2 separate regions of the Homo sapiens genome follow, and region 1 is linked to region 2. A link is an interaction called in ENCODE POLR2A ChIA-PET data of the cell type or tissue named here. Cell type or tissue: Caco-2. All regions are shown on one strand. Each heading gives the region's core, and the rest is flanking DNA. Links, peaks and the distances in the headings are about the cores only.

Evidence for each region. ChIA-PET counts read pairs that join two places held together with the same protein. Peaks named below come from ENCODE experiments on the same cell type or tissue, not always from the same donor. Only the 100,000 strongest peaks of a DNase experiment are listed, where the experiment ranks them.
Region 1: POLR2A ChIA-PET joins it to region 2 with 13 read pairs; 3 of 35 experiments call an interaction of 5 or more read pairs at or near these places.

Annotation. Positions count from the first base shown.
Region 1 is chr20:34,613,003-34,629,119 of GRCh38, reverse strand. PIGU (phosphatidylinositol glycan anchor biosynthesis class U) reads left to right here. Exons shown (of 12, transcript NM_080476.5): 7 at 12,981-13,078. Among named protein-coding and RNA genes, the nearest start is that of PIGU, 56 kb to the left of the region's middle. In Caco-2, for the core only: no CTCF peak of the experiment used is centred there; DNase peaks (open chromatin) are centred at 7,209 and 7,576.
Region 2 is chr20:34,767,803-34,783,919 of GRCh38, reverse strand. NCOA6 (nuclear receptor coactivator 6) reads left to right here. Exons shown (of 15, transcript NM_014071.5): 3 at 1,516-1,799; 4 at 7,472-7,627; 5 at 15,334-15,456. The coding sequence starts at 1,565. Among named protein-coding and RNA genes, the nearest start is that of NCOA6, 50 kb to the left of the region's middle. In Caco-2, for the core only: no CTCF peak of the experiment used is centred there; no DNase peak of the experiment used is centred there.

The DNA of each region.
Region 1 (16,117 bases), core at 3,893-11,892, 160 kb after region 2:
GCTTGAACCTGGGAGGCAGAGGTTTCAGTGAGCTGAGACTGTGCCACTGCAATCCAGCCTGGGCGACAGAGCGAGAGTCCATCTCAAAAAAAAAAAAAAAAGTTACACATGGCTGAGCCCAGGGGTGGAGATTTCCATCCTGTTCACAACAGGAAGGCACGGCAAAGTTATACAGCAAAGGGCCTGGACATGGTGGGGGGAAATTGGGGCCAATAATACAACCTACTACATATAACATATATCAATAAATGTCTGATCTATCTTGTTTTTTGAGACAGTCTCGCTCTGTCGCCCAGGTTGGAGTGCAGTGACATGATCTCAGTTCATTGCAACCTCTGCCTCCTGGGTTCAAGTGATTCTTGTGCCTCAACTTCTCAAGTAGCTGGGACTACAGGCACGCACCACCATGCCCGGCTAATTTTTGCATTTTTAGCAGAGACAAGATTTCACCATGTTGGTCAGGCTGGTCTTGAACTCCTGACCTCAAGTGATCTGCCTGCCTTGGCCTCCCAAAGTGCTGGGGTTACAGGTGTGAGCCACTGCGCCCAGTTCTAGTCTATCATTTTTAATGGCTGCATATTCATTTTATGAATATAGAAATTCTTTAACCAATGTATGTATCATTAAATATTTAGGTGATTTTCCAGTTTTTAGCTGTTTAAATATTACAATTAACTTTCTAATGTACAGCAATTTTTGCACTCATATTTAGTTATTTTCTTATAATGTCCTAGAAATAGAAATATTTGCCACTTTTTAACAATTTCTGGAATTAATTTATTGATTTTTTTTCCTTTTTGTGGATAATGGGGTCTCACTGTGTTGCCCAGGCTGGTCTTGAACTCCTGGGCTCAAGCTGTCCTCCCACCTCTACCTCCTTGAGTGCTGATATTACAGGCATGAACCACCACACCCAGTCAGATTTCTGGAATGTATTGCCACATTTATACTCCCATAAGAAGCGTGTAAGAGTCCTTATATTTGTACACTATTGTTAAATAGTTTGTGTACTCAGGAAGTAAAGAGTAAAAAGTTGTACATAGAACCTTTTACTTACAGTTTGCCTACCTTTTCTGGGGTGGCACCCGAGGATGCCTTAGGTCTTTATAAGAGATTGTTTCTCTTGGAATGCTTATGAGTGGTCTTTCTGTAGGCCTATTAGTTTAATTTATTATTGGATTACTTAAAATGGCTAGATATTGCATAGCCTGAATTGTCTTGTTCTGAAGATCGTGGTGGTCATTTTGTCAGAAATAACTCTTAACAGTAAATACTCTGCTGTCTGTGAACTCTCCCTGCCTTAATCCCTGTTTCCAGAGTGTCAGGTTCAGATAGGTTGTCATTTATCAAGGTGTCTGGTGTCCATTAAAATAAACAATATACGCAGCAGCCTGGCAGAAGGGACCAAGTACTGGCCTTTGGAAATGTCATCTTTAAAATAGCCGAGTGCAAAGATAGAGAAACTGAAGACATGCCCTCAGAAGGTGCATGTTTATTTGTTTTCCTAGGAGTCGCTCGTAAAAATGTAAAAGTATGCCATTAAAAAAAAATATTTTATGACCTGTAAGTCAACGAAAAGGTTTTTGTTTGGGGAAGAAAAACATGTAAGTAAGTTATATGTATCTCTTTCACAGCCATGGTTTTTTTTTTGTTCCACAGAGCAAAAAAAATTTTATATCACTCCAGACTTTTGTTTAATGAATTCATAGACATTTTCGTAATGTTATATACATAATTTTGTTTTACTTTTATCACTTATTTCATATGAATCATGTCTGACATTGGTCACATATTTGTCATTTCCTTTAAATTTAAATTTAATTTTGCAAGTAGTTTAAGCATTTGGTAAGAATAAAAGAAATTCAAACCTATAAATTGGAAAGGAAGTCTTTCATCACTCTGCTGCATGTCCACTTCAGTTCCTCTTGCGTATTTGTTATGAGATCCCAGCGCTTCTCTTTTGTTGGACATTTGTTTTCCATTATTTGCTACTATAAATAGAGACCCTCACAAACAACATTTCTAATCTGTTAAAATATTTGAAGAGTTCTATTTTAGCTAGGTCTCTGAACCACTCCAGCTCTTTGAGTATTTTAGTAATCTCTGCTAACAGTATATATAATATAGTTAGTTCAGTTATAACTTCTGCAAGTTATATTTCTACAGTTCACATTTTACCACATAATATTAATAAAATTATTTAATAAAATTAAGGAATAATTTACTTTTTATCCTAAAAAAGAAAATATTTGAGAAAATTCACAAGAAAAGGAATATAAATCACTGAAAATTATGGAAAAATATTCAACTCATGGATAATTAATAAAGAAAAGGCAAATTGAAATTTAAAAACTTTTGAAAGCTTTTTTTGTTTTTTGCCTCTGAAATTGGTAAAGATTTTAGAAGCTAATTCTCAGTTCTGGCAAATGTTCTATCAAATAGATATTCTCCCACATGGAAGTTGGCTGATAAATTTGTACAACCATGGGCAGTCTTAAAATGTTTGGAGTTTTTTTGGCCAGGCGCGGTGGCTCACGCCTGTAATTCCCAGCACTTTGGGATGCCGAGGCAGGTGGATCACCCGAGGTCAGGAGTTCATGACTAGCCTGGCCAACATGGTGAGACCCTGTCTCTACTAAAAATACAAAAATTAGCAGGGCGTGGTGGTGGGCACCTGTAATCCCAACTACTCGGGAGGCTGAGGCAGGAGAATCGCTTGAACCCGGGAGGTGGAGGTTGCAGTGAGCCGAGATCACGCCATTGCACTCCAGCCTGGGCAACAAAAGCGGAGCTCCGTCTCAAAAAAAAAAAAAAAAGTTTGGAGTTTTAAAAAATTTTATTCATTTATTTTTCTAACACTATCCACCTGGGGATAAAATGTTTGTAGTTTTGATTTTTATTCTACTTTTGAGAACCTATCCTAAAGTAATGCAGAAATAAAGACAGAAAGCTTTATGGTACAAAGTTATTAATCGCAGAATTATTTATAATCACTGGAAAAATTAGAAAATACTTTAGAGAGGAGTGGTTAAGTAAAATATGGTTTACCCATGTAGTAGAATATTATGCACATGATATTTAAATATAATTTTAAACTACATGAAAATAAATGTTTTTTTAAACAATGTAAAATTGTGTATGTGTGTATATATATATATATATTATATATATGTATTTTTTTTAATCTAATTTTGTTTTTTGGAGACAGGGTCTTACTCTGTCACCCAGGCCACTCAGGCTGAAGTGCAGTGGCACAGTCATAGCTCACTGTAACTTCACACTCCTAGGCTCAAGTGATCCTCCCACCCCATCCTCCCATGTAGCTGAGACGACAGGCATGCACCACCATGCCTAGTTGGGTTTTTTTCTTTCTTTTTTTCCTTCTTTCTTTCTTTTTTTTTTTTTTTGAGACAGAGTCTTGTTCTGTTGTCCAGGCTGGAGTGCAGTGGTGCAATCTCGGAATTTTAAAGGTTTTTTGTAAAGACCATATCTTGCTCTGTTGTCCAGGCTAGTCTTGAACTCTAAGCCTCAAGCAATCCACCTGCCTCAGCCTTCCAAAGTGCTGGGCTTACAGGTGTGAGCCACTGTGCCCAGCATTTTAATGAATCTCAACTATGTTAAAGCAACAAAAATAGTTAGAAAATAGATCCCAAAAGGATAATACTTGTTCCTGTAGATTAAGTTCATGGGTGAGTTTTATTTCCTTTTCGTATAGATATGTAGTTTTTTTTTTTTTGTTTTTTTTTTTTTTGAGATGGAGTTTTGCTCTTGTTCCCCAGGCTGGAGTGCAATGGCACAATCTCGGCTCACCACAACCTCTGCCTCCCGGGTTCAGGTGATTCTCCTGCCTCAGTTTCCCGAATAGCTGGGATTACAGGCATGCGCCACCACATCCGAATTTTGCATTTTTAGTAGAGACGGGGTTTCTCCATGTTGGTCAGGCTGGTCTTGTACTCCTGACCTCAGGTGATCCACCCGCCTTGGCCTCCCAAAGTGCTGGGATTACATGCGTGAGCCACCACGCCCGGCCTCATATGTTTTTTTTCCAAAGTTTCTTCAGTGAGTACATAATTAAAAACGAAATTAAATTAACTTGATTGATAAGACGATAGGGGCAGTGGAAGTAAACTTAGCAATGCTCCCCAGACTTCCATGGAGCAGATACACCACAGAAGGGAGTGACCTTGTTTGCTTTGTCCCCTTGACTCTTGCTGCTTGCTTTCCCCTGGCTTCCTTTGTGGCAGCCCAGGGTTGCCTGGGACACTCTGAGAGATGCAGGCCAGGACAAGCCTCGGGCCATTGTATTGTGATGTCCTTATTGTAGTGTTGGCTGGGGAACACAGGTCTTTGGGCAGGTTGATATTAGTTTAGTGGAGCAGCTTAAGTTTCGCTTTGAAGGCTGTTGCTTGGGCAAAGTGTACTCTGCCTTTCAGTGAGCTAATTAAAAACTCCTTCCTTGGGAAGTAGTCTTCATTAGGCTTTAAAAAGGAAAACAGACAAACAGATGCTAATAGATGGTCCTGCTTTTTCACCATTGGTGTTTGTCAACAGCGAGATATTCTTGAAGTTTGCCACCTAAGGGTTCTTCCAGCTTTCCTTATGCCACCAAAAAAGGCCATGTGACAGGACTTGCTTGCCAAGGAGAAAGAAGGATCAGTGCTATCAGAAGGTATTCAAGCATGATTAAGAGCCCAGGCTGCTCTCATGTTAGACAGATCTGGTGGCTAATCCCAGCTCCACTGTCTCCTGGCTCTATCACCTTGGGCAAGTCACTTAACAATTCTAAGCCTCAGTTTCCTTATCTGCAGCATGGGGATGAAAGAGTGTCTGCCTTATAGAGTGAATATAAAGAATGAATGGTATGGAGGCGTGTAATAACTGCTCAGATGGTATTGGTTGCTATTTTTAATAGTATCCTCCCTTTTAAAAGATCCCTCAGATCACTCGAGCCCAGGAGTTTGAGTGTAGTGAACTATGACCGCGTCACTGAGCTCCAATCTAGGCAACAGAGTGAGACCATGTAAAAAAAATTAAAAAATAAAAGAGACCTCATGATTGTTAGCATCCTTATAGGCCTTATAGGGAGACCTGGGAGGTTTCAATGAGGTTCTCTTCCTGGAGCCTAGCCTTAGAGGAACAATGGAAGAGTGATGATCCTGAGGCCTGGTGATCCCATCACTTCGAGTTGAGGTTCCTGTAGGCCAAAGCCCTGCCAATGGAAGGAGTCATAGAGGACTCAAGGACTCAGTTTTTGTCAGGTCAACCCAACTTCAAAGCCTGCTTATTCTAATTACCAGCTCTGTAGCCTTGAGCAAATCATGCAGCCTCAAGAGCCTCAGTTTGATCCCAGAATATCTACCTCCTAGAGATAGTGGAGGAATAAATAAGAAATATAAAATGCTTAGCGTGCTTCCTTAGCAGAATCCACTCAATAACTAGTTGCTCTGCCTATTGTTATTTTTATGGTGCTTGATTGAGATCAAGAGGGTGGCCCAGTGATGCAGTCAGAACATGGGGTCTGAAGTAAAACCATTTGGTTTAAATCCTATTGCTCTCATTCACTAGTTTCGTGACCCCAGACAAATAACTTCTCTGTCTTTCAGTTTCATTATCTGTAAAATGGGGACAGTAATTGTACCCACTTCATGGAATTATTGAGAAGACTAAATGGCTTAAGGCAAGTAAAGTGCTTACAGTCATGGCTGGAACAGAGTAAGTGCTCAATAAATTATCATCGTTATCACTGATATGTACGGATTGCTCTGAGAGAGGCTGCCCCGTTAAAAGAACACACTTGGCAAGGAATGTAATACATTGGCCCTGCCCCCAGGATCTCCTCCTCCTCCTGGGCAGTCTCACTTGTTGCCCCACACCCTGGTGCAACTTCCTTTTCTGATAGTCCTGTGGGACCTGAGCCCTTTTGACTACATTCCAGTGCGTTTCTGCCTGTCTTGGTATAGATCATCACCTGTGACCCAATCTCTTTATTCTCTGATTACTCCACTTGAAGTCCCTGTCCTGAACCAGTCCCCATGGCCCCACCTCATTACATTCCTGCTCACTCCTGTAGCTGTGCCACCCACCCAGGCCCAGATCGCTGTGAGGTGCAGTCCCTGGAGGCAAAGTATTACCCCCGGTCTTGCTGAGGCTTTTGGCCCCCACCCTGACACAAATAGAGAGTTAGAAAACATAACATATTCAAAGCTAGATTGAGTAGATAATGAAATTTCCTGATACTACAGCCAATGTACATACACATTTGACTGATTTACTCTAATATCCCTAGGATAAGGCTAAATATCAAGGCTTATATAGAAAGCCTAGTGCCTGTGCATCTGGGCTGCCCTAGCAAATGGTAGGTTATATCATTTTGGGGTAAAACTCTTAGTCCTCTTGGCACAGTTCCTTCTGGTTAGGCCAGCGTGATGCCCTAGCTCTTGCCCACATGAGGCTGCCATTTCAGACATGATTTCAGGTATCCTGTCTGGGCCTGTAGGTAGATGTTTTTGGATGACTGTGCAAGCTTAGCCCTCCGTGATCTGACTCCTACCTGCTTGCTGAGACTTTTTGGATTGTAACTTTTTTTTTGTTTTTGTTTTTTTTGAGACGGACTCTTGCTGTGTCTCCCAGGCTGGAGTGCAGTGGCGTGATCTCGGCTCACTGCAACCTCCACCTCTCAGGTTCAAGAGATTCTCCTGCCTCAGCCTCCCGAATAGCTGGGACTACATGCGCCCGCCACCACATCCGGCTAATTTTTGTATTTTTAGTAGAGATGGGGCTTCACCATATTGGCCAGGCTGGTCTCGAACTCCTGACCTTGTGATCCACCCTCCTCGGCCTCCCAAAGTGCTGAGATTACAGGGGTGAGCCACCACGCCCAGCCGGATTGTAACTTTTTATTGAAGTATGACATATATACGGAAAAATGTATAACTCATTAGTGTACAGATACGTGAATTTTCACGAAACGTTGAGTAACCAGCACCCAGATTAAGGAAGAGTGGTACCAGCATCCACGGGAGCCCCTTTTGTGTTCTCTTTCCTGTCACTCCTCCCAGCTCTTGCCCTGTTTTGGCTATATTGAGCTAATTACAGTACACACAGCCCCACCCCAGCACACCATTCTCTCTTGCCCTCCAACCTGTGCACAGCCTTGGACTGCCCAGCCTCACCTACTCATTGTTCAAAACTCAGGTGTCAGCTTCCCCTGATGGGCTAGGTCTGCTTCCTTTGTACTTTCCTCCTGTATTTTGTAATTGTTTACTGGGAGCTCCCTGAGGACAGAGACTATCTGAGTCACCAGGTTTCCTGGCACCCATCACACTCTTCGTATAGAGCAAACTCCAGAAATGTTTGCTTATTGCACAGTTTGTTTAAAATATTTGAAGTCACTTCTCACTTTCCTTGATCTTCTCTGACTCTGCCCCAAGCACATATCATTCCTCCTCTGCCTTCCTAACTCCTTTTTACCCCTTCAAGCTTTTTTCAAAACACATAGCCCTTTCTGAGTCTCCTGCCTGCCTCCATACTCACCCTCACTTTTGCTCCGGCTGTGCGTCCGCCCTGTCCACACCTGTCCCAGCATCCCACACTCAGACTTCCCACACACCAACCTACTGACTGTTGCAGCACTGTGTTTCTGCCCCCAGACTGCAGGCCTCAGCCATGCAATAGTTTACTCCACAGAGAGCATTCTCTGTGCCAGCCCTCTGCCACAACAAACCCTCAACCACTATTCTTCAGGCTCTGCTTTATTTGAGTTAGATTTATTTTGTGCTTTGCCTGTGTTCATGACTCTGTGTATTACACTTCATAAGTTTTTCTTCCTCAAGAACATTGGTTTCCTTTAATATTCTCATATTTTTAAAAAGGATTTCATATGTATTGCTGAATGATATTCATTCATTCATTTCTTCATTTGTTCATTTATCACATGTGCCAGGAACTGTACTAGGTGCTGGAGAGCCAAAGTTAAGATAAATGTGTTGCCCTTGAGAAACTCACAGAGAAATGGGGAGAGAGAGAAACATATGCAGATTATTATAAGATAGCATCAGTATTAGGCTTATTAACACAGGGATTAAGAGTGGGTACCGGAGTCAGCTATGTGGTTTTGGTCACATTACTGAAGCTTTCTGTTTCTGTCTTGATTTCTTGACCTGTAAAATGGGTAGAATGTGTGGTTTTTATCTCAGTAAAGCTGTTCTAAGAAGCAGAAATAGAGCTTTCACAGGGCTGTTGTGATGTTTCCTGAGGACCTTTTTGAGTCAGGAACTGTTTTTTTTGTTTTTTTTTTTTTGTTTTTTTTTTGTTTTTTTTTAGGTGGAGTCTTGCTGTGTCGCGTGCAGTGGCGCGATCTCGGCTCACTGCAAGCTCTGCCTCCCGGGTTCACGCCATTCTCCTGCCTCAGCCTCCCGAGTAGCTGGGACTATAGGCTCCCACCACCATGCCCGGCTAATTTTTTGTATTTTTAGTAGAAACAGGGTTTCACCGTGTTAGTCAGGATGGTCTCGATCTCCCGACCTCGTGATCCGCCCGCCTCAGCCTCCCAAAGTGCTGGGATTACAGGCATGAGCCACCGCGCCTGTCCAAGTCAGGAACTGTTCTTGATGCAGAGGATACAGTACAGTGCCTGGCACCTAGCAAGTGATCCATAAATGTCAACTATAATCAACGGTTGTTACCACCTTTGCTTGGGCTCATAGACAAAGTGACCTTTCACCTGGCTATCAAACGAATGCTTTCTACTAGAAAGCGGGCAGAGAAGGATGGCTTGGGCAGAAGGAATAGCCTAAGAACAGACACAGAAGAATGAAACAGCATGATGTTTTCAGAAATTGGGAATAGTCCAGTGTAGCTGGAGGACAGGGCGTGTGTGGAAGAGTGGTGAGAGGTGAAACTGGAGAAATGAGACCCAGTGGTGAAGGGTCTTGTTTGCTGTTGGAGTTTAGACTTAACCTGATAGATGAAATGGAACCATCAGAAGTCTTTAAAGACTGGCTAGCCACAATCTAAACTGTTTTAGAAGGTTCCTTTGGTGCTTCTGTAGATGGACTTGGATGGGAGGTGGTTGGGAGACCGCTAAGGAGGAGGGGGAAAAGCTGCTGGAGAGAGATGACAAGAGCAAGAACTGAAAGGATAAATGCTCCAGGGGTGGATCCACAGGGCTTGGTGACTGGTGGAAGGAAGAACATGGGAGCTGAAGGGTGAAGGGTTGCCAGGGTATCTGGCTAGATGTTGATGCCAGTTACTGACAAAGAATAGCAGGAGGAACAGATTTTTCCTTCCCAAAGACTACTTCAGTCTATGGAAGGAAGACTGCTTCTTCCTGATCCTAGGAGCAAGTATTCTAAAACTCACAAGTCCATTTGGCTAGGCTGTGAGCCTCTTTTTCTCTCTTGGGCCTCATAAACAGTCAGTTTCAGACAAGCAATTATTAACCTCAGGCAATTAGGGCAAGAGATGGCTGTGTTGATTTCACTCCTTGTGTCTCCTCTGGGAGAGACAGGAGAAAGTCATGTGTTTGTTTTCACCATGCTATAGGAATGGATGGAGTTGGAGCATTAGCCTCCATCCTCTAGTAACAGACACATGGGCCTCTTCTCTCGCCTGCTTTCAATCCGTAGAGAACCAGGTTAAGTTAAAAAGTTATTTTCAGTGTTTTCCCTCTCTTGGCCAGTTTCCCACCAAAAAATCATTCAGATTTTTGACCCAATCAAAGAATCAATCCCTAGCCCACCCTAGCTGTTGGGCTCCAGAACAGCACCTTTCCTACTACTGCCACTGCCCTATCCCAGAGTGACCTGGTTCTGAGTTTAGAGTCTGTGGCTCAGCAGATGTGTGCTTGCCACTGCTGGTGTCACAGCTTAGCTGGGCGTGATCCTGTTCCTACACAGTCATATTTATGAGTACCCTGGATACAGGACATCATGACTGGCACTGTCAATATGGCGAGACAGCCCCCCTTCCCATAGAATTCTGTCCTATTACTTCTAGCTTCTCTCTTTCTCTGCCTCCCTTCTACTTTCTGTCAACTAGGGTTGTTCTAGCTGGTGAGTTTCCTTGGTTTGAAGAATAAAGCACACAAAGTTCTTTTCTCTCCACTCTCTCGTCTGTGACATTGTCACATTTATAACCGTCTGTCCTCCAAGGTAGTTTTTAGATGTTTCAAGTATACAGACCACTTTGGTGGTGAAAGATCTCATCAATAATCTCTTCCTGTTTGTCTCTAGAGCTGGATTAGCAGAGGGGTAAAACTCCTTGGACTGGAGTGACTAGTTCCTCCTTTTATGAAACACCATTGAGAGGATGTGTTATTTTTATTTTTTTATTTGAAACAGGGTCTTACTCTGTCACCCAGGCTGGAGTGCAGTGGTTCAGTCTTAGCTCACTGCAGCCTCAACCTCTAGGGCTTAAGTGATCCTCCCACCTCAGCCTCCTAAGTAGCTGGGACCACAGGTGTGTAACACCACACCCAGCTTATTTTTTTATTTTTATTTTTGTAGAGATGGGGTTTTACTATGTTGCCCAAGCTAGTCTGTAACTCCTGGGTTCAAACAGTCCTCCCACCTTTGCCTTTCAAAGTGCTGGGATTACATTTGTGAACCACCATGCCCCGCCTGTTATTTTCAGTAAATAGTTGACCCCACACTAATGAGAGTGAGCATGGGTATTGTCATTTTAAAAAACATCATTACAAGACACCTGTTGGGCTTTATATCTTGGACCATCAGTTGCATCCTACTGATTTCTGGGCCACTTGGAAACTCCTGTTGTAAACTAGGGCTCTCTATCCTTAGTTTTAGAGTATCCTGTTGTCTTAAGCCATCTGAAAGGGAATAGCTATTTTTTCAAAGAAATTAGCTTTTTTCTAATGACAAAAACAAAGCATGTTCATTTTAGAAAGTTTAAAAAATGCAGTGAAGCAAAAATGAAAAATTGTTCATAATTCCACTACCCAGAGATAACCACTATAAACTTTGTGGCCTTAGGTTTTAGTCTTCTATTTATTTATTTTATTTTTTTTGGTAGTCCGAGACTGGGCAATTTACGAAAGAAAGAGGTTTAATTGAACTTATAGTTCCACATGGCTGGGGAAGGTCTCACAATCATGGTGGAGGGCAAAAGGCATTTCTTACATGGTGGTGGCAAGAGAGAATGAGGAAAAAGCAAAAGCGGAAACCCCTGATAAACCATTAGATCTTGTGAGACTCATTCACTATTACGAGAATAGCATGGGAAAGACCAGCAACTCCCATGATTCAATTACCTTCCCCTGGGTCCCTCCCACATTACATGGGAATTCTGGGAGATACAATTCAAGTTGAGATTTGGGTGAGGACACAGCCAAACCATATCATTCTGCCTCAGCCCCTCCAAATCTCATGTCCTCACATTTCAAAACCAATCATGCCCTTCCAACAGTCCCCCAAAGTCTTAACTCATTTCAGCATTAACCCAAAAGTGCACAGCCCAAAGTCTCATCTGAGACAAGGCAAGTGCCTTCCGCCTGTGAGCCTGTAAAATCAAAAGCAAATTAGTTACTTCCTAGATACAATGGGGGTATAGGCATTGGGTAAATACATCCGTTACAAATAGGAGAAATTGGCCAAACCAAAGGGGCTACAGGCCTCATGCAAGTTGGAAATCCAGCAGGGCAGACAAATCTTAAAGTTCCAAAATGATCTTCTTTGACTCCATGTCTCACATCTGGGTCATGCTGATGTAAGAGGGGGGTTCCCATGGTCTTGGGCAGCTCCACCCTTGTGGCTTTGCAGGGTATAGCCTCCCTCTCAGCTGCTTTCACAGGCTGGTGTTGAGTGTCTGTGGCTTTTCCAGGCCCACGGTGCAAGCTGTCGGTGGATCTACCATTCTGGAATCTGGAGGACAGTGACCCTCTTCTCAGCTCCACTGGGTGGTGCCCCAGTAGGGACTCTGTGTGGGGGCTCCGACCCCACATTTCGCTTCCGCATTGCCCTAGCAGAGGTTCTCCATGAGGGCTCCGCCCCCTACTGCAAACTTTTGCCTGGACACCCAGGCTGGAGTGCTGTGGTACAATCTCAGCTCACTGCAACCTCTGCCTCCCAGTTTCAAGCAATTCTTCTGCCTCAGCCTCCTGAGTAGCTGGGATTACAGGTCACCACCACTACGCCTGGCTAATGTTTGTATTTTTAGTAGAGACGAGGTTTCACCATGTTGGCTAGGCTGGTCTCGAACTCCTGATCTTGATCTGCCTGACTCGGCCTCTCGAAGTGCTGGGATTATAGGCGTGAGTTACTTTGCCTGCTGGCTTTTCGTCTTTTAAAAAATGTTTGTGCATTTTTTTTTTATAAAATAAATGATAATATATGTCTCTTTTATAAACTTCATTTAATAGGATATTATAAACACCTTTCTAAGTCATTGCAAATTCTTAATAGCCTCATGTTTAATGATTCCATAGTAGTCCATTTTATATAGGAAGTGAGGACATTACTAACAAAATTAATATACTTTCATTTGAAAAGAAAAAACGTGACCTAAATTGATGCAGCAGGTAAGGAAGGGCTGTTGTAAAGAGTGATAATGTTGCAACAGTCAAAGGGATGGGTTTCCAGCTCTGGATATCATAAGCAATAATTGTAGGCTTAATAAATTGGTACATTAGATAGGACATGGATGTTAATAGACTTGATCCCTTTATACATCTTCGGGTTGAAATTTTGTAAAATCGTTCTGGGTCTCAAAATTTTATAAGAATTATGCCTGTAGTGTCTCAGGTTGCCAAAGGTAGATGGTTTTGACTTTCTTGGTTTCCTTTCATTGGAAATCAAGCCAAGAAGCTCTTACTGTGTGAATTTGCATAGCACCTTGTGTACCAGGAGGCACTTGGCAGGTGATTATTTGAGCAGTTATGGAAAGTTTTGTGTTGAGAGGGACTTGCTGAGTCTAATCATGATTGATGAGGCTGGATTATTCCATACATTTCTTTCTTTTTACAGGCAGTGCTTTCCTCAGTGCTATTTTTCTTGCCTTAGCGACATACCAGTCTCTGTACCCACTCACCTTGTTTGTCCCAGGACTCCTCTATCTCCTCCAGGTAAGCACTTGCTGGTCAGAAGCCAGCACCCAAGTGACATTTAATACATGGCCTGGTCCCTGCTGGGGGAAAGGAAGGGCACGGGTTAGTAAAGGCAGTGGGAAGCTTGCTCCCAGTTGAAAATATAAACACATAGAAACTTGACTAACTTTAAACAAAGTGGACTTAATTATCATTAAGTCCCAACTACAGTAGACCTCCCCATGTCTGCAGGGGATATGTTCTAAAGCCCCTAATGGAGGCCTGAAACTGCATTTGGTACTGAACCCTACGTATACTATGTTTTTTCTGTCGAATAACTGAGACAACTACTAAGTGACTAACAGGCAGGGATACACTAGACAAAGGGGTGATTCATGTCTCGAGTGGGACAGAGCAGGACGGCGTGAGATTTCATCACACTACTCAGAATGGTGTACAATTTAAAACTTATGAATTGTTTGTTTCTGGAATTTTCCATTTAAGGACCACAGTTGACAACAGGTAACTGAAACCATGAAAAGTGAAACCTCAGATAAGGGGGGCACTACTATATGCATATCCTTGGGAATGTATAAGTGCATTTTATTTTACATATTTGCAAACGCAACTATCTTGCAGTTTTCTTTTCTCAACTAGTGATCCCCTCTGAGCTCATTTCTTTAACTTTTCTTTATAATAACACTCACCTTGTAAGATTCTTATAGGACTTAAATGGAGTATGTGCATCTGAAACAATGCTTGGAACATAGTGGCTGATCAATAAACATTAATTGAAGAATGCAAATTGCTGACATTTACTGAGAATGGATTACATGTCAGGCACCATGCTAAGCACTCTGTAGGCATCGTCTCATTTTAACCTCATAAGAACTTTATGGAGTAGGTCATATTATTAGCCAAATATTAGTCTAGTGTTAGCCATATTAGACAAATGAATTGAAACTAGAATGTTGGGAGGTTAAGTCACTTAAGGTCACAGGACCAGCGAATGACATTGCTAAGATATGAACCATGGCCATCTGATGCCAGAGCGTGCTCTCTAATCATCTTGTTCTACTCAAATGAGAATAGTACATACATGTTTCTTCAAGAGGAAGTAACTGCATGCAGGCCCCACATGGTCCAAATCCATTCTTACAAGATAAATGTTTCTTGAAAGTGTACAGGTGGCAGTGCCAGAAATGTCTGATTTCAGAGCCTTTCTTAATCACAAGCACTGCTAAAGCTGAGTGTGTATTCCATTTATTGAAATAGGCCATATGCATGTTATTTTAAGTGATTTTATAATATTGTGTTGATGCAGACAATGATTCATGGTTTGCTTGATCTTTTTCTTATTTGGGGAATTTGAGATATGTCTTTATTTATGTTTGAGATATGTCATTTATATTGTCACTAATATAAATAACGTAGAAATTTTTTTTTTTTTTTTTTGAGAGCAGGTCCTTGCTCTGTCACCCAGGCTGGAGTGCAGTGGCACAATCTCAGCTCACTGCAGCCTCCATCTCCCAGGCTCAATCGATCGTCTCACCTTAGTCTCCTGAGTAACTGGGACTACAGGTGTGTGCCACCACACCCGGCTAATTTTTTGTAGAGATGGGGTTTCGCCATGTTGCCCAGACTGGTCTCGAATTCTTGGGTTCACGCAATCCATCCACCCACCCACTTTGGTCTCCCAAAGTGCTAGGTTTATAGGAATGAGCCACTTCACCCAGCCAGAAATTTGTTTTTATTTGTTTTCTTTTTCTTTTTCTTATTTTTGAGACAGTGTCTCACTCTGTTGCCCAGGATGGGATGTGCAGTGCCGCAGTCACGGTTCACTGCACCCTCAACCTCCCGGGCACAAGCAATCCTTTCACCTCACCCTCCCAAGTAACTGGGACTGCAGGCATGCACCACCACACCCAGCTAATTTTTGTATTTTTTTGTAGAGACAGGGCTTTGCCATGTTGCTCAGGCTGCTCTCAAACTCCTAGGTTCAAGCGATCCTTCTGCCTTGGCCTCCCAAAGTGCTGGGATTACAGGTGTGAGCCACTGTGCCCAGCTTGAAATTATTTTCTTCAAGTATGTTGCTTTAGCTAAATCACTGGACCCAAGGTGAAAAGTCGTATTGTTCTTATTAGGCAATTATACCAGATTGTTCACCAGAAAGCCTGAGCCAGTTTGCAGTGCCACCATCAGTATCTAAAGAGAAGTGGACCACTTACCTCCTCATCTGCCAGCACTGACTTTTCAAGTTTGATTTATGATTGCCAGTTCAGTAGATGTGTCACCATACAGTGAAGTTATTTTGCTTTGATTTTCTTTCTGTATTCTTGCTGAGTTGAAGCATTTTTCCACATAACAATGTGCTGCTTGTATTTTCTTTTTTATTTCCTATTTATGGCTTATTCTTTAGAAAGTCTAAGCACTAAGAATATATATAGCCAGACTTTTTATACAACTATGTATCAAATAAATAATATAGTATATTCATACACATGGATGGACCAGAAATTTAAAAATGGTTTCTGAGCTTGTCCAACCTGCAAAAAATGAATAAGTAAATAAAAGAAGATAAAAATGGTTTCTTAAGCCAATCTCTATGCACCACTTTATATAAAACAACTTTTGTTTAAAACTAAAGGAAATTTCCTCCTGACACTAGTGGACAGTACAACTGACTCATTAAGTCAAGCAGCTCCTCTACCAATATTTACTAAGTACCTATAGTGTGCTAGATACTATGCCAGACTGCAGACATAAAGCAATTGAAGGATGCTGAGCAGGTGAGTGCTCCAGGAAGATTGCTTTGGCAGCAGCTTGTCGGGTAGATGGGAGTAGGAAGAGCTGAAGTTGGGAAAGCTTAGAACATTGTACTAGATCAAGTCAGAGGGGTAAACTGGGGGCCCAAACCAGTGTCAGAGGAGATGGAGAGATGAGAGACTAGATGCAGGGGAATTCTAGGAGGTAGAATTGGCTGTGCTTGGTAACCGTCTGTATGTGGGGGACAGGAGCGGAAGGAGTTTGAGATGAACTTCAGGATCCCATTTATGCAGAAATTAAAACTCCATTTCC
Region 2 (16,117 bases), core at 3,063-11,062:
ATAAAAGGTGGCTCACGCCTGTAATTCTAGCACTTTGGGAGGCCAAGGTGAATGGCTTGCTTGAGCTCAGAAGTTCAAGACCAGCCTGGGCAACATGGCAAAACCCCATCTCTACTAAAACTACAAAAGATTAGCCAGGCATGATGGTGCTTGCCTGTAGTCCCAGCTACTCGGGAGGCTGAGGCAGGAGAATTGCTTGAACCTGGGAGGTGGAGGTTGCAGTGAGCCGAATTGTGCCACCGCAGTGCAGCCTGGGCAAAAAAGTGAGACTCTGTCTCAATCAATCAATCAATCAATGTTGTATTATAGTTAAAATTATAAGGAATTATTTTATTAGAACATTTGTGGGAGGTTCTTAGGTTTCCATGCCATTTTTGCTTACCGCAAATGCTGAAAATTAATGTTCATTCATTTACTTTTGGGTTAAGTATGTGATCTTCAATCCCCAAACTAACAGAGGAAATGGCCACACTGTGTGATCTTTAATACATGTACTCTTTGGTAAGCAGCATACCTGAAGATAGCAGAAAATGTAACTTCTTTATATCTAAAATTTAGGAAGCAATTTAATTCTGTCCGGAACACAGTTCTTTACCTCCATAAAGATTACCTGTCCATATCAACCCCCTTTTTTTTTTGAGACGGAGTCTTGCTCTGTTGCCCAGGCTGGAGTGCAGTGACGCAACCTCGGCTCCCTTCAACCTCCACCCTCCTGGATTCAAGCAATTCTCCTGCCTCAGCCTCCCTAGTAGCTGGGATTACAGGCATACACCACCATGTCCAGCTTATTTTTGTGTTTTAGTAGTGGCAGGGTTTCATTATGTTGGCCAGGCTGGTCTCAAACTCCTGACCTCAAGTGATCTGCCCACCTTGACCTCCCAAAGTGCTGGGATTACAGGTGTGAGCCACTGCGCCCAGCCCTTTCATATAAGAATTTTTAAGTGTTTATTTCAGAATCATTATTTTCAGCCATTCCACTGTTAATAACCCTTTAATAGTTGTTTAAAATGGTTCATGAAAGACTTCAGAATTTTAGGTAATCATCCAGTTGCTATTAGTCAGGTCTGGTTGTGCTTTGTAGTTTGGAGAAAGAAGAAGGCTTTAGAAACCTTGGCTCCTTTTAAGCTTTTGTCAAGACAGAAGTAGGGGGAGTCTTGGGGAGCCCCTTGCTCTGTGGGGTCAACCAAAGGCCTATAATTCTCAAAAAGTATGTACTTGTTTTATTTTCTTGTGATCCTTTCTTCCCTTCTCCTGACATTCTAGCTTATAAAAAAGTAGCATATAACATAATAAAAAGAATGTTAAATTTAAGACTAGTGTATTTTTATTTTTGGTAACTGTAAGAACTAATTGTTTTAGAATGTCATAATTAAAATAGCTTATCTTCTCTGTAATTTCTTAATTTTTATAGTATTTTCTTATTAAATAAATTATAATTTTCATAGAACTATGAATTATACATTGTTGAATGCATAACTATGCATTGTAATGCTCTTTTGCATCTTCTCTTTTCAGAAGTTTTCTTATTGTCCTCTTGGCATATGCTTCTGGAATAATATTCACCATGGTTTTGGATGACCTTCCAAACTTAGAAGACATCTATACTTCCTTGTGTTCATCAACAATGGAAGACTCAGAGATGGATTTTGACTCTGGACTAGAAGATGATGACACAAAAAGTGATAGTATTTTGGAGGATTCCACAATTTTTGTGGCCTTCAAAGGAAATATAGATGATAAAGACTTCAAATGGAAATTAGATGCAATATTGAAAAACGTGCCCAATTTGTTACACATGGGTAATTTGCTTTAATTATTTTTTCTTCCTGTTACTGTTTTTGAAATGTTTGCCCTTCCATGGTTATCTTGAGTTTTACAAAACAAGCTTGTTAAATTGGGTCAAAAGGCTGAATTTAAGCACAGAGGTGGAATTTTAGGATTTTAAAAATATACATGTTTTCTTTCTTTTTAAGTACATAGAAGAACTGAACATAAAGTGTTGCTTATTATGGTAATTGTTGAATAATCTTCTCTAGTGGATAAAAGTAATTCTCAAGACCCAAATTTATTTGTTTTTAACTCTCTGGTTTTCATTTTCCTTACCTGTAAATTGAAAAGGTTAAACTGAATCTTTAAGGACCCTTAAAGCTTAGAAAACTTATTATTCCATGAATCTGCTTATAATATACTTTAAATTTATTCCTTTAACTTTTATGTCAGAAGTCACTAGCTAACAGCTTGCTGGATCCAGTCTGCAGGCATTTGTTATTTGGCCCACGTTAGTGTTTGAGATTTAGTTTGTTTTCAGTGTTTGAGTTTCATTGCCAGTGCTTTAAAAATTGAGTTATATTGCATGAAAATCCGGATTTTTACATTTGTCTTTAAAAATAGGAAGATCTGATAACATTGAGTTCTCCCTCTCTCCCAGATGGTACGAAGTAGCAGCTGCTTCTGAGAGCAGCCCCACTTCACCACAGTTCCCATCTGGCTTCTTCACACATTTAGATTACCTGTCCATATCTTACGGGCATTTGTGGTTTTGAACCTTGATTTAGATGTTCTCTATTCTAGTTAGCACAATTATCTAATCCCTTCGGACATAGTGAAAAGCCTAGATTTATTCCTTTTATCACAAATCCTAAATTGATCAAGAGCTAATTAGCTTTCTTTTAAGGCTTGGGGGTTTTATCTTTTGAGATTTGTTATCTGGACGGAAGCTGTTGTTTTTTCAACTGCTTTTCACTGTGTTGTACAAGGTTCTCCATAGTTATGCGTTATTTAGCATACAATTAAGAATTTTTCATGTAGTTATCAACATCATTGTAACCATAATCATAGTTATATATTATAAAGGTCTTGCTGGGCCTGAAATTGTTCATTGCTCTTCATTAATTACCACATTTTTCTGTTGTTTACATATTGCTAATTCAATTTATTTATGGCTTTCAAATAAATTACCAAACCTAGGCCAGGCACAGTAGTTCATGCCTGTAATCCCAGCACTTTGGGAGATTGAGTTGGGTGGATCACTTGAACCCAGGAGTTCAAGACCAACCTGGACAATATAGAGAGACCTCATCTCTACAGAAAATACAAAAATTAGTTGGGTATGTTGGCATGCACCTGTAGTCCCAGCTACTCGAGAGGCTGAGGTGGGAGGATCACTTGAGCCCAGGGAGGTCAAAGCTGCAGTGAGCTCTAATAGTGCCCCTGCACTCCAGCCTGTGTGACAGAGTGAGACCCTGTCTAAAAAAAATAAATAATAAATAAAGGTGGGCGCAGTGGCTCATGCCTGTAATCCCAGCACTTTGGGAGGTCGAGGTGGGCGGATCACTTGAGGCCAGGAGTTTGAGACAAGCCCGGCCAACATGGTGAAACCTTGTCTACTAAAAATACAAAAATTAGTCAGGCGTGCTGGCAGGTGCCTGTAATCCCAGCTACTCGGGTGGCTGAGGCATTGCTTGAACCTGGGAGGTAGAGGTTGCAGTGAGCCGAGATCATGCCACTGCACTCCAGCCTGAGTGACAGAGCGAGACTCTGTCTCAAAAAAATAAAAATAAATAAAAAATAACCAACTCTAGATTTATGGTGCTATCAGATTATATTCTTGGTCCAAAAAATATTTTAAGTCAAATCTCTCAAATATGGAAGTTTAAAAAGATTTTGATAAGATATAACTGTTATGAATATGGATTTTTCTGCAAGCATATTACAAGTGTTAATACCATAAGCAAATTTGATGTTTGTGTAGAATATGTACAAGATTCCAACATACTTCAGAGTGGGAAGAAGTCCTGCAGTGTCTATGATTGGTGGAACCAGGATCCCCAAACTTCCTGCCTTTTGCTGTTTGGAGGCCTACATGTAATGGAAAGGAAATTGCCCTGAGAATCAGAGCTGGGTTTTAATGTCATCTCTGATGCTACTGGTTAGCCACAGGCTTCTGAGCAAATCACTTAGCCTTTCTGGGCCTTGGTTTCCTCTCCTGTAAAATGGTCTTGGACTAAATATTGTCTAATCTTTTCTAAATTCCTATGATTGTGTTATCTCATTCCTTTTAGCAAGTTTTCCCTGTTTTTTTTTCCACATTAGAACAAGTGAACTCCATGTCTGGAAAAGTTAACATTCAATGTACAATGGTTTAAGAGCTGGAAGGGGCTTTAGGCAACATGTAGGCACTTTCCTCTATCCTTAGATATTTCTCATTTTGAGAAAGCATATTCCTCTATGACCATTATCTCTTTTTTCCTTCTTTTCACAGGTGTTGAATGACCATTATCTTAATATTAGAATGTATAACTGAATGAAGGATACAGAAGTTTAAGTTTAGCTGAGTTAATAACAAAAGAGAAAATTGTTTTGCCTGAGGTTGTTGAATAACTTTTTTTATTTTTTATTTATTTTTTGAGGCAGTGTCTCACCCCATCACCCAGGCTGGAATGCAGTGGCATGATCTCAGCTCACTGCAGCCTTGATCTCCCAGGCTCAAGCAATTCTCCCACCTCAGCTTCCCAAGTAGCTGGGACTACAGGCGCACGCCACTGCACCCAGCTAATTTTCTGTTTATTTTTTGTAGAGATGAGGTCTCACTATGTTGCCCAGGGTGATCTCAAACTCCTGAGCTCAAGTGATCTGCCCGCCTCGGCCTCCCAAAGTGCTGGGATTACGGACATGCGCCACTGCACGCAGCCAAATAACTTTTTTATCAGCTAACTGTGCCTGGGATTTGCTTTCCAATCTGTAAAATGTAACTACAATTAATAATACCTCCTCAATTACTTAACTTTTTTAAAAAGTATTTTTTATTGTATAATACATGTAACATAAAATTTACCATGTTAACCATTATTAAGTATACAGTTTAGTGGAAATTAAATGTACTCATAATGTTGTGCAACAATCACCACCATGTGTCGCCCTAAGTCTTGTCTTGTCTTTTTTTTTTTTTTTTTTTTTTTTTTGAAACGGAGTCTTGCTCTGTCACCCAGGCTGGAGTGCAGTGGTGCGATCTCGGCTCTCTGCAAGCTCCGTCTCCCGGGTTCACGCCATTCTCCTGCTTCAGCCTCCCAAGTAGCTGGGACTACAGGCGCCCGCCACCACACCAGGCTAATTTTTTGTATTTTTTAGTAGAGATGGGGTTTCACCGTGTTAGCCAGGATGTAACTCTTTTCATCTTGTAAAATTAAACATCTCTGGCTGGGTGTGGTGGCTCATGCCTGCAATCCCAGCACTTTGGGAGGCCGAGGCAGGTGGATCACAAGGTCAAGAGATCAAGACCATCCTGGCCAACATGGTGAAACCCCGTCTCTACTAAAAATACAAAAATTAGCCGGGCATGGTGGCAGGTGTCTATAGTCCCAGCTACTCGGGAGGCTGAGGCAGGAGAATTGCTTGAAGCCGGGAGGCAGAGGTTGCAGCGAGCCAAGATTGCGCCACTGCACTCCAGCCTGGCGACAGATTGAGACTCCGTCTCAAAAAAAAAAAAAAATTGAACGTCTCTAACCATTGAATAACAACTCACCATTTCCTCCTTGCTGCTAGTCCCTGGAAACCACCATTCTACTATCTGTTTCTATGATTTTGGACTACTCTACTTCCTTGATATAAGTGGAATTTTGCCTTTTTGTGACTGGCTTATTTCGCTTAGCGTAAGATGCTCAAAGCCCATTCATGTGGCAGGATATCCTTCCTTTTTAAGGCTTAATAATATTCCATTGTGGCTGGGCGCAGTGGCTCACGCCTGTAATCCCAGCACTTCGGGAGGCCGAGGCGGGCGATCATGAGGTCAGGAGATCAAGACCATCCTGGCCAACATGGTGAAACCCTGTGTCTACTAAAAATACAAAAATTAGCTGGGCGTGGTGGCATGCACCTGTAGTCCCAGCTCAGGATGCTGAGGCAGGAGAATTGCTCGAACCTGGGAGGCGGAGGTTGCAGTGAGCCAAGATCATGCCATTGCACTCCAGCCTGGTGACAGAGCAAGATTCCGTCTCAAATAATAATATAATAATATTCCATTGTATGTATATACCATATTTTACTGATTCATTCATCTGTCAGTAGACATTGGGTTGCTTCCATATCTTAGCTATTGTGGGTAATGCTGCTATGAATATGGTGTACAAATATCTCTTTGAGACTCTGCTTTCAGTTCATTTGAGTGTGTACTCCGAGGTAGAATTGCTGCATCATGTGGTAATTCTATTTTTAATTTTTTTTGAGAAACTGTCGTTTTCCGCAGCAGCTTGTATCCTTTTACATTCCCACTGACAGTGCGCAAGGGTTCCAGTTTCTTTTTTTTTTTTGAGACGGAGTCTTGTTCTGTCACCCAGGCTGGAGTGCAGTAGTGCATTCTGGGCTCACAGCAACCTCCGCCTCCTGGGTTCAAGCGATTCTCTGGCCTCAGCCTCCTGAGTAGCTGGGACTACAGGTGTGCACCACCATGCCTGGCTAATTTTTGTATTTTTAGTAGAGACGGGGTTTTGCCATGTTGGCCAGGCTGATCTCGAACTCCTGTCCTCAAGTGATCCACCAGCCTCAGCCTCCCAAAGTGCTGGGATTATTGGGATTATAGGTGTGAGCCACCGTGCCCCGCAGGTTCTATTTCTCCGTATCTTCACCATTGTTTATTTTCTGTGGTTTTGATAGTAGCCATGGTAATGGTGGTGAGGTGGTATCTTATCATTATGATTTGCATTTCTCTAATGATTAGTTATGTCAAGCATTTTTTCATGTGCTTATTGGCCATTTGTGTATCTTTTCTGGAGAACTGTCCTTTACCTTTTTTTTTTTTTTTTTTTTTTGAGACGGAGTCTCACTTTGTTGCCCAGGCTGGAGTGCAGTGGCGCAGTCTTGGCTCACCACAACCTCTGCCTCCCGGGTTCAAGCAATTCTCCTGCCTCAGCCTCCCGAGTAGCTGGGACTACAGGTGCATGCCACCATGCCCAGCAAATTTTTATATTTTTAGTAGAGACGGGGTTTCATTATGTTGGCTGGGCTATTCTTGAACTCCTGACCTCGTGATCCACCTGCCTCGGCCTCCCGAAGTGCTGGGATTATAGGCATGAGCCTATTCTATTAATTTAAACTTAACCTCTCTCTTCTTTCTTATGGTCCTTTCTCCATCTTACGGCTTTCCGTTCATTGCCTGTGGTGTGCCAGGTACTATGCTAGATTTTTTGCATATATTATCTAATTTGTACCCAAAAATCATATGAAGTAGTTTTTTCATAGTTTTAGAAAAGAAAAAGATAAGTTTCAGAAAGGTTAAATAGCTCGTTCATGGTCACCCAGGTGCTAAGTGGCAAAGCTAGGATTAGATTTGAGTCTGTAGCTCCAAAGCATATGCTCTGTTAGCTATTCCAAGCTGGTGCTCCACCTTATTCTTTTGCTCTTTTGGTTTGTTTTTTAATTCCATCTCCTCTGGTGGCTAAAAGATTATTAATATAATTCTTTTTCTTTCACAATCAAGAGTCCAGCAAGCTAAAAGTACAGAAGGTGGAGCCCTGGAACAGCGTGCGTGTGACATTCAACATCCCCCGGGAAGCAGCGGAGCGGCTACGGATCCTTGCTCAGAGCAACAACCAGCAGCTTCGGGATTTAGGGATTCTCTCCGTTCAGATTGAAGGTCTTTTACTTTGCCATGTGCCCATCTAGACCAGAATCATTACAACAGTAGAATATAGCATGATTTTCTGTGCTGCTTTGTCTGTTCCTCTGCTCTTGTGTTTCAGAATGCCAAGCAACTCATGTAACTTGTACTTTGCTTTGCAGCACCTTAGGATGAAGAGGGACTGACTGAGGTTATTGCTGGGTCCTGATGGTCTTTAGCATCTGTAGCCTTGGACTCCATTCCTTTGGCTAATTTTGACCATCAGTCTTTCAGACTTTGATTTTATTGGCATCCTGACCAGGAATTGATTTGTCTTATTTATTTATTTAGTTGTGTGGTTTTCTTTGTTATTGTTGTTATTTTTAGAGACAGTGTCTTTCTGTGTTGCCCAGGCTGGACTCAAACTCTTGGCCTCAGATGATCCTCCCATCTCAGCCTCCTGAGTAGCTGGGACTACACCTATACCACTGTACCCAGCTTAACATATAATTTAATTTGCTTCCTTCCTTCCACCAAATAAACTTTAGTATTTTCTTTATTCGTCTAACAGATTATGAAGCCTTCAACAGTCCTTTCCTTTTGTAGCAGCATTCATTTTCTTTTCTTTTTTTTTTCTTTTTTTTTTTTTTTTTTTTGAGACAGAGTCCCAGGATGGAGTGTAGTGGCATGATCTCAGCTCACTGCAACCTCCACCTCCCAGGTTCAAGTGATTCTCCTGCCTCAGCCTCCTGAGTAGCTGGTATTACAGGCATGTACTACCATGCCCAGCTAATTTTTGTATTTTTAGTAGAGATGGGGTTTCACCGTCTTGGCCAGGCTGGTCTCAAACTTCTGACCTCAGGTGATCCACCCTCTCGGCCTCCCAAAGTGCTGGGATTACAGGCCATCACGCCGGCCCGCAGTGTTCATTTTCAGTATTTTTACCAGAATGATCTTTTTCAAAATGAGAATTTGATGAGCACGTGCACGCACGCACAGACACACACACACACACACACACACCTACACCCCTATAACCCTACACCCCTAGATTAAAATCCTGCTATCTCTTGGTATTATTCAAAGAATGAAGACCAAACTCCTTACCATGACCTCAGGCTTTGCATGGTCTCACCTCTACCTTCCTCATCCAGCCTTATCTTGTGTAACTTTCCTCCCTTGCCCCCTGTGTTCCAGCTTCTCAGCTTTCTCTTCCTCCTGCCACAGGTCCTTTGCATTGATGTCTTCTCTAAATGAAATACTATTCCCTACCAACCCCCTTCCCCTAGTTCATGCCTGCTCAGCCTTCAAGTATCAGCTTAAATCTTGAGGATGTATTTTCTGAACTCCTTTGGCAAGTCAGAGTCCTTTGCTATGTGCTCTCACAAAAGTTTGTTTCTCTCCCTCAGATCATTTATCTCACACTTTCATAGAGCAATTATTTGATTATTGTTTTATCCCCATAGACTATAAGCTTTAGCATTTGGAATACAATGATAAATATTGTCCTTATTGTTATAAACTCGGAAGAGCTTATGACTTTAGTAAGGAAGACAAACCTGTGAGAGATGTAAGTACCTACCATGTGTGGGGGAGCTCTTTGGAAGCTCAGTGAACTAGAACCCTCTCTTCCCCTCCTGTGTTGATACAGCCAGGTGACAACCAGCAATTCCAGCTTTCCCTTCCACTTTAGTCCAGGTCCTCCTGGCCCTGTGCTTACGTAGAACCTAATTGCTCCATGAAACCTGAGCAGTCGAGGTCATTTTGTTTATAGGAGTGAGACACATTTTATGCAGTCTAGCATTGTAGGTTGCTGTGCCCTCAAAGGGGCAATACCAACAAACAAATTATTTAGAAAGGGTTATATGTAGATTGAGAAATGGGATAATTTTCACCATTTGATAAATGAGAGAATAGTGGCTTAAGCAATACCACTTTAATTTGAAAAATGTGGAACTATCTAAAAGGATCCAGAAAAGTACAATTAATTCACAGCAATCTGTAGGATGAACTATTAGGAAAAGTGGAAGTCGAACAACTATTGGATAAAATAACAATATGTGGGCTGTTTATACTTTAAGGAATACATAAGTGGTTTCTTTAAAACCCCACATGTTTTTTGGTCTCTGTTACCTATTTAAAGGCTTCAAAACCTTAATTGATAGTGTTTTTCACTGGAGAAAGAAGTACCAGTTTTATTTCTTAAGCAGACCTACTTCCTAAAACAATATAATGCTGGTTCTCCCTTAACATTATAGCCATAAATTTAAACATGAGTACTAGCAAGGAAGCAAATAGATAACATATTTTAAGAAATTATGAAATTCACATATGACAATGATTATCACAATACAGAAAGAGTTCTTTAACTTTTAGGCTACATGTGTGTCCCAGATGATCTCTGTTCCCATGCTCCTGGGAATTCAGCAGGAGTGAAAGTGATGGCAGCAGCTATTGCTTTTGTGGAACTGGGCTGTTGATTTTGTAAGTTGTAAGAAGAATGTTGGCCAGCCACGGTGGGTCACACCTGTAATCCCAACACTTTGGGAGGCCAAGGTGGGTGGATCACTTGAGGGGAGGAGTTTGAGACCAGCCTGGCCAACATGGTGAAACCCCGTCTCTACTAAAAATATAAAAATTAGCCGAGCATGGTGGGGCGTGCCTATAGTCCCAGCTACTCGGGAGGCTAAGGCAGGAGAATTGCTTGAACCCAGGAGGTGGAGGTTGCGGTGAGCCGAGATCATGCCACTGCACTCCAGCCTGGGTGTCGAGCAAAATTTTCCTGGGTGGAGGTTGCGGTGAGCCGAGATCACGCCACTGCACTCCAGCCTGGGCGACAAGAGCAAAATTTTGTCTCAAAACAACAACAACAAAAAAGAAGGAATGAAGCAATGTTGCCACTATCGTGTCTGCTGCAAGGCTTGAGGGACAGGTTCTCCCAACAGTCCGTTCTCCATTGACAAATACTTCCTGTACCCTTCCTTTTTTAAGTTTTGGCCAGGGAATTGGGGAAACATCTTTTTTGAGGACATTTTGTGCCCCCTCTGTAAATTCATGGTGATCTAAAGAGTAGTCTGCTAACTTTTTCTGTAAAGGGCCAAGAATAAATATTTTTGGCTTTGCAGGCCATAAGATCTCAACTCAACAAGTACTCAGTTCCATCTTGTAGGGCAAAAACAGCCATAGGCGATATGTAAACAAGTAAACATGGCAGGATTTCAGTAACACTTTATTTAAATAAACATGCAGTGGGCTGCATTTGGCCCACAGGACGTAGTTTGTGGACCCCTAATTGGCAAGTTTGGGAGCCGGTAGTGTTCTCTTTGACACAAATTAGCATATATGCAGTTGGTAAATAGGGGAATGATAGCAGTATAGTGTGGAAATTCTGTTTATTAATATGTGATTTTTTTTCTTAGGTAAGAGGAGCTGGAATAGTAGAAATAGAATTATAATTATCAACAAGAAAAAGCTTTTCACTCAGCTGTTGCATGTGTGGGAGTCTTTTCAGCTCTATTAAAATTAAGAATGAGAGTGTATATTCGTATGCCTTCCTGACGTGCATCCCCCAGCCTTGTGTGGCTCTCAGTTCATGACAGGTTGCATTTCTTCCTGTGCCCACCATAATGGCAGCCCCGCTGGCTCAGAACTCCACTACATGTGCATTATCTCAGCACCTTTAACCAGGCATTTCTGCTGCATTTTTTTCTGGCATTTTGCCTCCACCAGTTATTGTTTTTATTAGAGCTCTGGTTACAAAGTCTCACAGGTTTTCAGTTTGCCCTAACCCTGTTATTGTCAGTATGAGATTTGATAAATGTGAGGTTTTCCAGGAAGTAATTTGTCATATAGAAAAATGCTTATAATTCTTTATAAGGTTATAAGATGACCATTATATTTAATAAATAGCTAATGAGCATCTGCCACGTACCAGGCACTATTTTATGTATAAATGATGTATTATAGATAGTCATATAATTTATCATCTAAATTAGGACACTTTTTTTTTTTTTTTGAGACAAAGTCTCACTGTGTTGCCTAGGTTGGAGGGCAGTGGTACAAACACAACTCACTGTAGCCCCGGCCTCCTGGGCTTAAGCAATCCTCCCATCTCAGCCTCCTGAGTAGCTAGGACCACAGGTGCGTGCCACCACGGACCTGACTAATTTTTTATAGAGACGGGGTCTCACCATGTCGCTAGTCTTGAACTCCTGGTCTGAAGCAATCCTCCCACCTTGGCCTCCCAAAGTGCTGGGATTAACAAATGTGAGTCACCATGCCTAGCCTAAATTAGGACATTTCTGAAAGTGAAAGAGAATGCTATTAATTATGCTGGAACAACAGATGTGAAGGAACAAGGACAGACTTGTAATTAACCCTGTATAGTGATGGGGGAGGCAAGCAAGAAAACGAGTGAGTGAATGATTACATGGAATGTGCTCTGCAGAAATAACAAGATGTTCTGATAAAAGTTACCTAACCTTGGATAAGATGGTTGGTAGAGGCCTTTTTGGGCATGTGACACTTAAGATTACATGAAAATTGAGAAGCTAGCTATGCGAAGAGTGCAGAGAACTGTTCTAGGCAGAGGAAACCGCATGAGCAAAGGCCTTGGGGTGAGAAGCAGCCTTGTGTGCCTAAGAAACTAAAAGGAAACACTGGGGCTGAATCCTTGCTATTGAAGGAGAAAAATAGCATGAGATGAGTTTAAAGAGGTAGACAGGGCTAAATATGGGCAGTCCAATATTGGTAGCCACAGACTGTATGTTGCTTTTAGGCACTGAAAATGTGGCTAGTTAAAACTGACGTGCGCTGTAAGTATAAAATACATATTACATTTTGAAGATTTGGTATTCCCCAAAGGAATGTAAAATATCTCAATAATTCTTACATTGGCTGGGCTGAGTGGCTCACACCTGTAATCCCAGCACTTTGGAAGGCTGAGGCCAGGAGGATTGCTTGAGCACAGGAGTTTGAGACCAGCCTGAGCAATATAGTGATACCCTGTCTCTACAAAAAATTTAAAATTTAAAATAAAAAAATTAGCCAGGCATGTTGGCATACTCCTGTAGTCCCACCTACTTGGGAAGCTGATGTGGGAAGGATCACTTAAGCCCAGTTAGGTCAATGCTGCAGTGAACTGTGATCTCACCACTGCACTCCAGCCTGAGCAACAGAGTGAGACCCTGTTTCAAAAAATAATAATAATTTTTACATTAATTACATGTTGAAATAATACATTGAATGTATTAAGTAAAATAAATGATAATTTCATCTGTTTCTTACTGTGGCTTCTAGAAAATTTTAAATTGCATATGTGGCTCATATTATATTTCTGTTGAACAACACTTGGCTAGGTAGATAATTTAAGGCCTTGTATAGGCTAAGAAGTTTGGCCTGGCCTGGCACGGTGGCTCATGCCTGTAATCCCAGCACTTTGGGAGGCCAAGACAGGCGGATTGTCTGAGGTCAGGAATTCGAGACCAGTCTGGCCAACATGGTGAAACCCCGTTTCTACTAAAAATACAAAAATTAGCCGGGCGTGGTGGCAAGCACCTGTAATCCCAGCTACTCGGGAGGCTGAGGTAGGAGAATCGCTTGAACCCGGAGGCAGACGTTACAGTGATCCGAGATCGCGCCATTGCACTGCAGCCCAGGCAACAGTGAGACACTCCGATTCAAAAAAAAAAAAAGAAGTTTGGCCTTTATTTCTAAACTAGTGGGAAGCAATGGAACTGTTTTTAAGGAATGATACGAACTGATGTCCTTTTCCAGAACAATATTCTTTCTACTTAGAATGTCTTAACAAATTTTGTATATTAATAGTTCCCTTCCTTTAATGGAAACCCTCATGACCTGTATTCTGTTTCTCTTTTTACGCCTGACTTCTAGAGGCAAGCTATAGCATCTGGTAGCTCCCAGTGATTGCTTCCTTTTTGGTAGGCTGTTTGTTCCCTGTGACCAGTGAACCTCCCTGGTTAAAATAGACATAGAAAGCTGACCTAGCCAGGCATGGTGGCTCACGCCTGTAATCCCAGCACTTTGGGCGGATCACAAGGTCAAAAGATCGAGACCATCCTGGTAAACATGGTGAAACCCCGTCTCTACTAAAAATACAAAAATTAGCTGCTTGTATTGGCACGTGCCTGTAATCCCAGCTACTCGGGAGGCTGAGGCAGGAGAATCGCTTGAACCTGGGAGGTGGAGATGGCAGTGAGCCGAGATTGCACCACTGCGCTTCAGCCTGGCGACAGAGCGAGACTCCATCTCAAAAAAAAAAAAAAGGAAGGCTGACCTAGATCAGTGACAGAACAGAGGAAACTGCCATACCTCATTAACTTTCTGTTTTACCATCAGACCCTGTGAATCAGAACCCTACAGTTTAGAAGGACTTGGGTGAGTGCAGCCTTTCAGCTCAGCAGCCACAGACTAGCTATATTTTAACTCTCCACAAGGTGGTGCTCTCTTACAATAACAATAGTCAAAATTTTGGATTAAGTGCAAGAAACATTCTGTTGCTTGTTTCAGAGACGTTTTTATCATTGGACCAAGTAAGATTTAAGTTGCCTCTAAGTTTAGAGTCTACTTAATTGGAACACTTCTAGTAACATTACCTATGAGGGTACTGTGAAGCTCAAATAAGGTAAAATTAAAAATCCTATGCAGGCTGGGCACCGTGGCTCACGCCTGTAATCCTAGCACTTTGGGAGGCCGAGGTGGGTGGATCACGTGAGGTCAGGAGTTCGAGACCAGCCTGGCCAACGTGGTGAAACCCCGTCTCTACTAAAAATGCAAAAATTAGCTGGGCGTGGTGGTGGGCGCCTGTAATCCCAGCTACTCGGAAGGCTGAGGTAGGAGAATCCCTTGAACCCAGGAGATGAAGGTTGCAGTGAGCCAAGATCACACCACTGCACTCTAGCCTGAGTGACAGAGCAAGACTCCATCTCAAAAAAAAAAAAAATCCTATACGTAGCCGGACATAGTGATGTGCGCCTGTGGTCCCAGCAACTCAGGAGGCTGAGGCAGCAGGACCCCTTGGGCCCAGGAATTTAAGGTAGTGGTGAGCTATATGACTGTGCCACTGCACTGCAGCCTGGGTGACAAAGTGAGACCCCATCTCAGAAAACAAAAACCTATAAAAGTATTGGTCCTGTCATTAGGTGTCTCAGAAAGTAGATTTGTAGCAACCTATCTCCTCTTCATTGCATGATTTTTTTCCTGCTGGAAATATGTTTATATTGCAGTTATTGAATGGAATTGGTATTTTGTTCACAAGTGTTAGTGTCCCCACACCAGTATAGGTTCTTTCTTCTTTAAACCTACTTATATTTAGTGTCTACCTTCTGATCATAAATTACCAAAAGGAAGTCTAGGATTTTGAGAGTTTTTGAGAACATTTTCTTCCATTACACACACACACACCCCACACACACACACAATTGGTAAGATGGTTGAAAATAAATATTCAGAGTTCCAGGATCTCTGTTGATACTAAGCATCATTCATGGTCACCCTGCTTCCCTATTACAAGTAAGAATTGGTTATATCTCCTTGTGCTTCATGAAACCTGCTTAGATGGGTTGAAGAAAGACCCATCTACATTGAACCCACCATTTTTCTGGTGGTAAACTAACCATAATTCTTCAAAAGCACAGAAAACTAAAGCACTTATATAGCTGTCTATAAACAAAATTTGCATTTTATTCTAATGATTTCCTTTTTATCACTTGACTCATTTTCAGGGGAAGGTGCTATTAACCTGGCTTTGGCTCAGAACCGAAGCCAAGATGTGAGAATGAATGGACCCATGGGAGCTGGAAATTCAGTTAGGATGGAGGCGGGATTTCCTATGGCAAGTGGTCCAGGTAAGACCTCCCACTCAATTGTATGACATTTTACTAGTTTCCTTTTTTGGCTTATTTGATCATTTGAGCCCTGCAAGATAGGTGGGGGTTCATGGCATACTTAACATCTCTATTTGCTGAATCAGGAAAGCTAGACATGAGTCCTTCCCGGAGGCTAGAGGTCACAGCATGAAGCATCTTTGCAATCTTTTGGTCTCGTGCTTAAAGGTTGATGAACACTGAGCCATGCAGCAAACATTTATTGACTTCCTGTTGTGTGACATGACCTGTGCTGTTGGAAATAGAAATAAGTGAGACATTTTCTACCCTCATTATTTTAATAGTACAATGGAGAATGTAGCTTTCCAACTCCCACTTTCTCTGAGGCAGAGAATATCTGTGAATTGAGTTCTTGTGTGCTTATGTGGAATCTGAAGATGTATCTGAGAGAATATGTGTTTTTATGTATTTAGAATTTGAGAGTTATAAATTGCTTCCTTTTCTAGTAATCCTGAAATTTCTTCTTCAGAGATTGAACTCAATATTCTGAGATTGAATCTCAGAATATTAGAATTGAGTTGGCTGTCATTTAAAGCAGAGGAAGCTGTGGAACTCACATAAAGGAAGTGATTTGCCCAGGGTCAAGGAGCGATAAACTAGTATCACAGATCTTCTAACTCCC